Regions from separate parts of the Homo sapiens genome. Here all the other regions are linked to region 1. A link is a contact called in ENCODE Hi-C or POLR2A ChIA-PET data. All regions are on one chromosome and are shown on one strand. The core of a region is the stretch at or near the end of the contact, and the rest is flanking DNA. Distances in the headings are between cores, read along the strand shown.

Region 1 (2,557 bases), core at 28-2,527:
CTGGTCTCAAACTCCTGGTCTCAAGTGATCCACCCGCCTCAGCCTCCCAAAGTGCTGGGATTACGAGCATGAGCCGCCGCACCTGGCCTGAAATTCTCAAGGGTTTGACAGATGCACAGAAACATGTCTCCACTACCACATTTGTGATACAGAACTATTCCATGAGCCCTAAAATTCTCTCCTTCAGCCTGGTTTGTTTTTTTTTTTTAAGAGACAGGGTCTTACTCTGTTGCCTAAGCTAGATTGCAGTGGCGTGATTGTAGCTCACTGTAGCCTCGACTTACTGGGCTCAACCAATCATCCTGCCTTGGCCTCCCAAAGTGTTGGAATCACAGTCATGAGCTACCACGCCCAGCCCTGCCTGGATTTCAATGGTGGTTTTGAGAGAGTGGATTGTCAGAGTGCTGGGGAGATACTGGGAGGAGCAGGATATGTCCCAGTACTGGAGAACTTGAGCCATGAAGGCTGCGTGGCAAGAGGACAGAGCACCAAGGGTTCCAGGGTAAGGCTGGAGGAGATCTCTCTATGCCACTAGGCAAATGGGATAGGAATTACCCAAAATAGAAGGGACAGACCAAGCTCACTGTGGAGGATCGGCTTGGCAAAGCCAGCATGAAGGTACAGGCAAGATTTGAAGGAATGAAGCTGTGGGAGACCTCTTGACTGGTGACTATGATTTTTTAAGTTAACCTCAGAAAGAAAAGGGGGGATGGAGTTTAGAAGAGGGAGAGATTAGTAACATCTGCAGGCCACAGCCTTAGGCCAGGCAGGGTTGCTCAAGCCTTTAATCCCAGCACTTGGGAGGGGAGGCTGGAGGATCACTCGAGGCCAGTTTGAGACCAGTCTGGGTGAGAGCAAGACCCCATTTCTACAGCAAATAAGAATTAGCTGAGTGTGGCGGTGCTTGTAAGGATCACTTGAGCCCAGAAGTTCGAGGCTGCAGTGAGCTATGATCATGGCACTGCACTCCAGCCTGGACAGCAGAGCCAGGTCCTGTGTCAAAGGAAAGAAAAGAAGCAGCCCTTGTCTCTTGGCAGGATGGGAGTTAATAAGGAAAAACAAAATTGCAGTGCTAAATGACGCTGAGGACCTGCTGTGGAGGGCTACAGGCACGCCCTCAATTTCCCTGGAGCTTCTCTCCTGGAAAAAGCAAAGGAGCTCTCACTGTAGCTGAGCTTTCGTTTTGACCCAGAAGAGTTTGGAGTTGGGGAGTGAGCTTTCTTAGAGAGCTGTGATGTGAGAAGTAGGCCGAGTGGGGGAGGTTGAGCTTTCAGAGAAGGCTGAGGTTTGTAGGGACAGGGACTTTCCCTTAGTTGCTCCTGATGTGCGAGGTGGGGAATGGATGGGGGCGGGGAGCCTACTTTTATAACCTTGAGGGAGGAGTGTGGAATAACTGCAGCAAAGGGCTGGGGCTGGCTTCACTCCTCTATTTCCCAAGGTCGTGACCTGGTTCGTGGCATTAGTATGTGACTCCTGTGTTGATATTTCCAGAAGCAGTTTGAATTTCAGATCAGGAAATCTGTTATATTTCAGATCAGGAATATCAAGTGTTAGCTGAAGAAGAAAACATACTACCTTGAGCAAAGTATTTGTATATCCATGATTGGTATCATCAGGTTTAAGGAAACCAGTAAATAACTATTTTGGATAGTAGCAACTATATTTGCTAATTTCTTGTTAACTCATACAGAATTAACAAAACATACATTTGTTCTTTGACTGTGCGTATAAACTGTATTTGTACGCTATGTGTTACCCTGGTGTAGGCTGCTTAGAAAATGAAGCTCTTGTGCTGAGAGGGGGCAGAGTGTGATCAGGGTGCCCAGCAGTGCTGACAGGTCAGAGGGTCCAGGCGACTTGTTGGTGTCCCATTGTGTCAGCTTTCTTCCCTGTGGCCGGGGAGGAACCTTTAGACCTGCAAGGTGCTCTGGGCTGGCTGTCTCGACTTAATCAGGGTCTGATTAGTGTGAAGGCTAAAGGTAAAATGAAACTTTTCTGTGGCATTTGTCACTGGCATGGGACCTTCAGATGGCAAGTAATTAAGAGATTCCATAGCTTTTTTCATAACTGCTTATTTTTCTTTTCCACATTTTTTCATGTGTGTGTCTGCGTGTATGCTATTTTTTTGAAATCTGAGAATCTGCCATTTTTGGGGCCCAGTCTCTCCCACCCCTGCCTGCACTTCCTAGAGAGAGGCAGTGAACCATGGCAGCTGCTCCAGAGGCGCGGCTGATCAAATTTTTTAAAAAAACTTGGCCCCCAAACTGACCCATGTCCCCAGCTGGTTTAGGAAGAGTGAAGAAGCATGAGGTCGACCTGCGTAGCTGAACCGATTTGGTGTTTGGAATGGAAATGCAGTGAGAAAATAGGTTTCCCTGATATGCAGTCGAGATTGAAGTGGGATAAAAGCGGCAGAAGATCAGTTGGAAGAGAAGAGAGAAGGTTTTTTTTCTTTTCTTTGGTGGAAGAGATACAATGTGCAGAGCCTTGGAAATTCTAAAGATGTAAGAGATTGGTGATGGAGGCAGAGCTAAGGTTTGCATAATGATAATGGGAA
Region 2 (2,557 bases), core at 15-2,514, 110 kb before region 1:
TCCGACTCAAAAAAAAAAAATTATATTTTGTTTGTTGGACCAGAGATCTCCCTGCTCTTGGATCTGGTGTCCTTACCCATTAGTGCATACCCTCCCCTGTACCCACAGCTTCCTTCCTTCTCTCTGCAGCTCCCAAAAGCCTTTCTTCTTCTCTAACTACAGGTGTGAGAACCTCCACTCCCCACCCCAGATGCCCCTATTTCAGTGTCTTGCCACAGGTCTCTCTTGCTAACTCTGTATGTCAAATGCCTGGCACATGGCAGCCATCAGTTTCTATCCTCAAATTGACTAAATGATTGAATGTATGAATGAATTGGTGAGTTGAGTCATCTATTACTCTATCAGCACCATGGGACTGCCTCTCTGTTTATAGGATCGTTCATTCATGTATCCCTAGGAATACAAAGATAAATGTGAATAGGATAAACATTTTTCCTAGACTGTTGAAGAATTTGTGCTCAGTATAAGATCTGGGGCATTTCATACCTTTGGGTTAAGTTTTCTGAGCCCAAAAATGTCTTTAAAAATCAACTTCTGTGCTTACTTTGGCAGCACATATACCAAAATTGGAACAATATGGAGAAGATTCACATGGCCCCTTTGTAAGGATGACATGCAAATTCATGAAGCATCCCATAGTTTAAAATAGTAAAATAAATCAACTTCTAGAAGCACAAGCTACTGTCAAATTTAATCATTATGACTCCAGGTCTGCCAATCCAAAGAGTGATCGAATTTCTTTCTTTTGTGAAATACAGCATTCTCTTTGTTTTTCACTAAAAGAGACACTTAAATTTGCTTCCCACCAGGTCTGAAGCTGGTGCCTAATGTGGCTGAAAATGTTATTGAGCCCAGTGAGGAAATCCAATGCCCTCGGGCTGCCGGGCTGAATGGCAGCCCTGTTTCCAAGGGCATCCTCCTTTGTCTGCCTGGAGTCTCAAATGACATGTTTGGACACAAAGCCTCTTAGGTAGAAATTACTACATTAGCAGACATTCCTAATTTGCAGCTAGGTTTATTATTTCAAAGTCTTTTATCACGATTAGACTTCAATGAGGTTTTACAGCTGTGCAGCAACCCTCATTTGGAAATATGTTTTATTATGCTGTTTATTAGTTTTTCTCGTTTATCTTTCTTTTTTAAGGTCTCCTCTTTGAAAGACAGCCATCTGCGTTGAAATTTTCCAGGGAGGATTTTACTCTCTTCCCATCAAGGTCATTTTGTAACCTCTCTGAGATACTTATCGTTATGAGTTTAAAACCTTTCTATGTGAAGACAGCAGAGAGGAGATTGCTGACGGGGCCTAGGAAAGTCAGAGTCCTTGTGGAACTGGGGGAAAGAGAGGCCATTTTCCTAACGACTATTATTCTGAGGCTGGAGATTAAGTAGCTCCTTATACAGGCTGCTTTAGGCCAAGGAACTCTGGAGCATAGGAATCATAGGAGAGCAGGTGTGTTTCCCCCACTCACTAACTGCATTGATTATATTTTATAATGATTATGATTGTGGTTATGATTTGTTTTTAAACTGAGTTTCGCTCTTGTTGCCTGGGCTGGAGTGCAATGGCACAGTCTCGGCTCACTGCAACCTCCGCCCCCTGGGTTCAAGCAATTCTCCTGCCTCTGCCTCTTGAGTAGCTGGGATTACAGGCGTGCGCCACCACGCCCAGCTAAACCCCACATAGAGACGGGATTTCTCCATGTTGGTCAGGCTGGTCTCGAACTCCCAACCTCAGGTGTTCCACCCGCCTCGGCCTCCCAAAGTGCTGGGATCACAGGCATACCTGGCCAATTTTATTATTTTCTTTTTTTTCTCTCTCTCTATTTTCTCTTTCTCTCTTTCTCTCTCTCTTTCTTTTTTTTTTTTTTTTTTTTTGACAGAGTCTTGCTTTGTCACCCAGGCTGGAGTGCAGCGGCCCAATCTCAGCTCACTGCAAGCTCTGCCTCCTGGGTTCACGCCATTCTCCTGCCTCAGCCTCCCGAGTAGCTGGGACTACAGGCACCTGCCACCATGCCTGGCTAATTTTTTCGTATTTTTAGTAGAGACGGGGTTTCACCGTGTTAGCCAGGATGGTCTCGATCTCCTGACCTTGTGATCCGCCCACCTCGGCCTCCCAAAATGCTGGGATTACAGGCGTGAGCCACCGCACCCGGCCTCTCTATTTTCTATATTCTTGATGCTCTGGTATCTGGGGGCTCGCTGACTTGGAAGAGACTGCCCTTCCCAGGGTTAGCCAATTTTTAGAGAGAGCAAACTCGTCCCCTGGTAGTGGGCCTTTCGTATGCAAACTAACGGATCCAGATCCCATACTCCAAGCCACCTTCTTTACCTGGCTCTTACACTCCAGGAGGCAAAATTCTTTTGCCCCAATCATCCCACGGCCAGATACTAGATGACTCGAGACACCCTCTAAGCCCCAGAGCCTGCAGAAATTATTCCAACTGGCCAATCCTAAACCTGCCTACTCTGTTGACCCTGCCGTGCCCAACCCCTCCTGTGAAAACCACAGTAAAGTTTCTCACCCTCGCTTTCCCCTGGCCCTTTCTGCCTCCTGACC
Region 3 (2,557 bases), core at 22-2,521, 80 kb after region 1:
AGAAGCCATTCCAAGAGGGAAATTTATAGCAAGAAATGCCCATATTTCTGTGAAAAGTCTCTCTTCATGCTACTAGAAGTTTCTGGAGTAGCCAGTTGTCATTCTATAGTCACTGTTACCCCCAATCAACCCATTCTGAACAGCCCAGCCTCAGTTCACATGGTTTGAGTATAAGGCTGAATTTGAGACTAGGCTACTCTCAGTCTTTTCAGAGTATTTTCTTTTCACATCCATTTTTTCTTCACAGTCCCAATGGATTTTGAATGTTTTAGTAACGATTCAATACATTGGATAAAACTTTAATGATCTTAGCCTACATTTTTCTAGGCATTTGCTCATTTATATTTGCTGCCTTCTTTGGAAATCTAGATTTGGGGGTACCCTAGATCCTGTTTCAATTAAGGTCCCAGCAGAATGCAGTGCAGCACACTGCAAAAGGTTTAACTTTCAAGAAATTAAGGAAGGGACTATACACAGAGCTGTGTGCTGGAACAAGGCCTGAGAAGCCTGAGTAGGGGTGGAAGCTGGAGCTGTGGGAAAAGGGCACTCAGGAAGAGCCACTGCCAGAGCCACAGTGAAGCCAGGAAGGTGTGGGGAGCGGAATCACCAGGAGGCCCTCTCATCACACTCAAAGATTTCCTGCCCGCACCTCCCACCTGCCAAAGCTAAATACAAGCTAGATGACAAGGCAGCCACAGTAATAGTCTATAGATGTCCGTGTGTTGGGCACAAAACAGGACAAAGAAGGGTGGATGAAGGATCTGGGTTTCCGAGTGGGAGGTTATAATGATCACTGACACGTGGCATGCACTTTCAGGAGTGCGTGTTCTATGCCTGTTTTGTCAACATGCATTTTGTCCCCTACAGGCAGGCTCTCCAATGGAATACGGTACTTCAGATTCTACATTTACCCTTTCTAATTACCTTGCCAGGTTTCTCCTGGAATTATACCTTTTCCCTAGTGGTTATTTTTATGCAAGGAAACAGAATCACATTTCCCAGAAGATATTCCTTACCAGTTTCTAAATTCAATTTATGAGGTTAGTTCTGACTCATCACGTAGCGCTATTTATAATGTTTCCCAGTATTTAAGGGAACTGATTATTAAATTTGCTGTGCTATTTTATTGCAAGCTGCTTTATCCTTGAGCTTTTCTTATAGTTAGAACTGTACATTACATGACCATGGCAGATCTATTTGCAAATACAATCCTTGGCAAGACCATGTTTTCACCCGGGGGAGTTCTATAATTAGAGTCCACCATAGCACACCTCCAAGTCCAACTCAGTTCCAGAAAGTGTGGGTTTCGCCCCTGAGTCCATGAGTCATTTCCTGACCTTCAGGTCATGTCATGCTTAATTGGATTGGTTATTTTTGGAGAACAAATGCTATTTGTTTTTTAAAAAAGAACAAGGTAGGCACAGGTCCGCTGATCAGAGAGGATGGTGTGATGTTGACAAGAGTTAACGGGAAGTAGAGCAACATCTTCCACCCTTTCCAAGGTGGAAACAGATGCATCTGTAAGCAGGAGTAATGAATGTCTCTACTTTGCCAGTTCAGCACCTGAACTTCCCTTTCCAGTGTTGGGGGTACCTGCCATTGTATGAATCTTGGCAAGAGATAGATCTTACCTCCCACTGCAGAATCCAGAAGGTCACTCACCCTGACTCCCAGCAGCCTAACTTCAGGCACGGGATGACCAAAACTATGCTCCTGCTCGACTCTTCAGTAGGTGATACAAAGGAGCGGGCCAGTTCAACACCATTTGTCTGGTGGCGTGATGGCAGCATAGTGGCAATGGCCGTGGTGACTCTGAATTGAGAGTAGACTTGTGAACTGTTTGTCAAGGTGAGGGAAGTCAGTTTGTCTTTAAGGAACTACTGAATGTCTTGGACACAAGCAGTGCCAACATCATGGGGAGAACCTAAAGTTTAGACTCTTGGTTCCCTCTGAATAAGACACCAGCTAAACAACATGCCAGTCTCTGTTGTTTCAGAAGAGACCAAAATAAATGGAAGCGAGTGCCTTTCAATTGCTATAAGACCAGCCCCGGAAGACCTCCCTGCTCCCGTCACCATATCTAACCTCACCTCCTATCACTTCCCCCTACTCCCATGTCACTCCTTTTCGTTCCTATCCACGATTCATATTCCTGTTACAGGACCTTGGCACATGCTCTTCCTTCTCGTGGAATGCTCTTTCCCCAGTTCTCATGAGGGTTTTTCACATGTTTCACATCCGGTCCATGCAGAAGTCCCCCGCCTGGAGAGCCTTCCCCAATTCCCTTACTGAAATGTGCCCACCCCACTGAGCACACACCTGCTTTGCCACTCTCCATCTCCGCTTCCCATTATTTTTCTCCCTGGCACTTATCACTGCCTGACATGATATGCTTATGTGCTAAGTGTCTGCCATCCCCTGGAAGAATGTTCTAAGATTTTCCATGAACTCTCTGCTTGCTTTCTAATCTGAAACTGCCATTTCCTCTCATTGCAAGAGGCATTCTTCCTTTTGCGGCCTGAGAGCAGTGGGTATTAGTTATATTTTCCCCTTTGAT

The links. Hi-C counts contacts between places; a loop is a spot of excess contacts on that map. ChIA-PET counts read pairs that join two places held with the same protein, here RNA polymerase II (POLR2A). Pooled maps may share reads with other maps.
Region 2: a map of colonic mucosa shows a loop between it and region 1 (2.6-fold over the local background). The contact joins two enhancer-like sites. A Hi-C loop is called at or near these places in 2 of 168 maps with a recorded cell type or tissue (colonic mucosa and heart left ventricle) and 2 of 50 pooled maps. POLR2A ChIA-PET finds 5 or more read pairs at or near these places in 2 of 52 experiments (both activated T-cell).
Region 3: a map of ascending aorta shows a loop between it and region 1 (3-fold over the local background). The contact joins two enhancer-like sites. A Hi-C loop is called at or near these places in 10 of 168 maps with a recorded cell type or tissue (CD8-positive, alpha-beta T cell, Right ventricle myocardium inferior, aorta and 6 more) and 6 of 50 pooled maps. POLR2A ChIA-PET finds 5 or more read pairs at or near these places in 2 of 52 experiments (H1 and naive thymus-derived CD4-positive, alpha-beta T cell).

Annotation. Positions count from the first base shown.
Region 1 is chr18:58,910,687-58,913,243 of GRCh38, forward strand. The region is part of intron 2 of ZNF532 (zinc finger protein 532); the gene reads left to right. Among named protein-coding and RNA genes, the nearest start is that of ZNF532, 47 kb to the left of the region's middle. Within about 2 kb of position 1,278, at least 9 of the 41 ENCODE cell types and tissues checked have a DNase peak (open chromatin) inside an H3K27ac peak, as active enhancers do; they include ascending aorta, where a contact is called at or near this core.
Region 2 is chr18:58,804,732-58,807,288 of GRCh38, forward strand. It overlaps the pseudogene RNU6-219P. Among named protein-coding and RNA genes, the nearest start is that of LINC01926, 7.9 kb to the right of the region's middle. RefSeq lists enhancers at 1-2,557, 2,436-2,505, 2,516-2,557. Within about 2 kb of position 1,265, at least 2 of the 41 ENCODE cell types and tissues checked have a DNase peak (open chromatin) inside an H3K27ac peak, as active enhancers do.
Region 3 is chr18:58,990,285-58,992,841 of GRCh38, forward strand. No RefSeq gene overlaps it. Among named protein-coding and RNA genes, the nearest start is that of ZNF532, 130 kb to the left of the region's middle. Within about 2 kb of position 1,272, at least 9 of the 41 ENCODE cell types and tissues checked have a DNase peak (open chromatin) inside an H3K27ac peak, as active enhancers do; they include ascending aorta, where a contact is called at or near this core.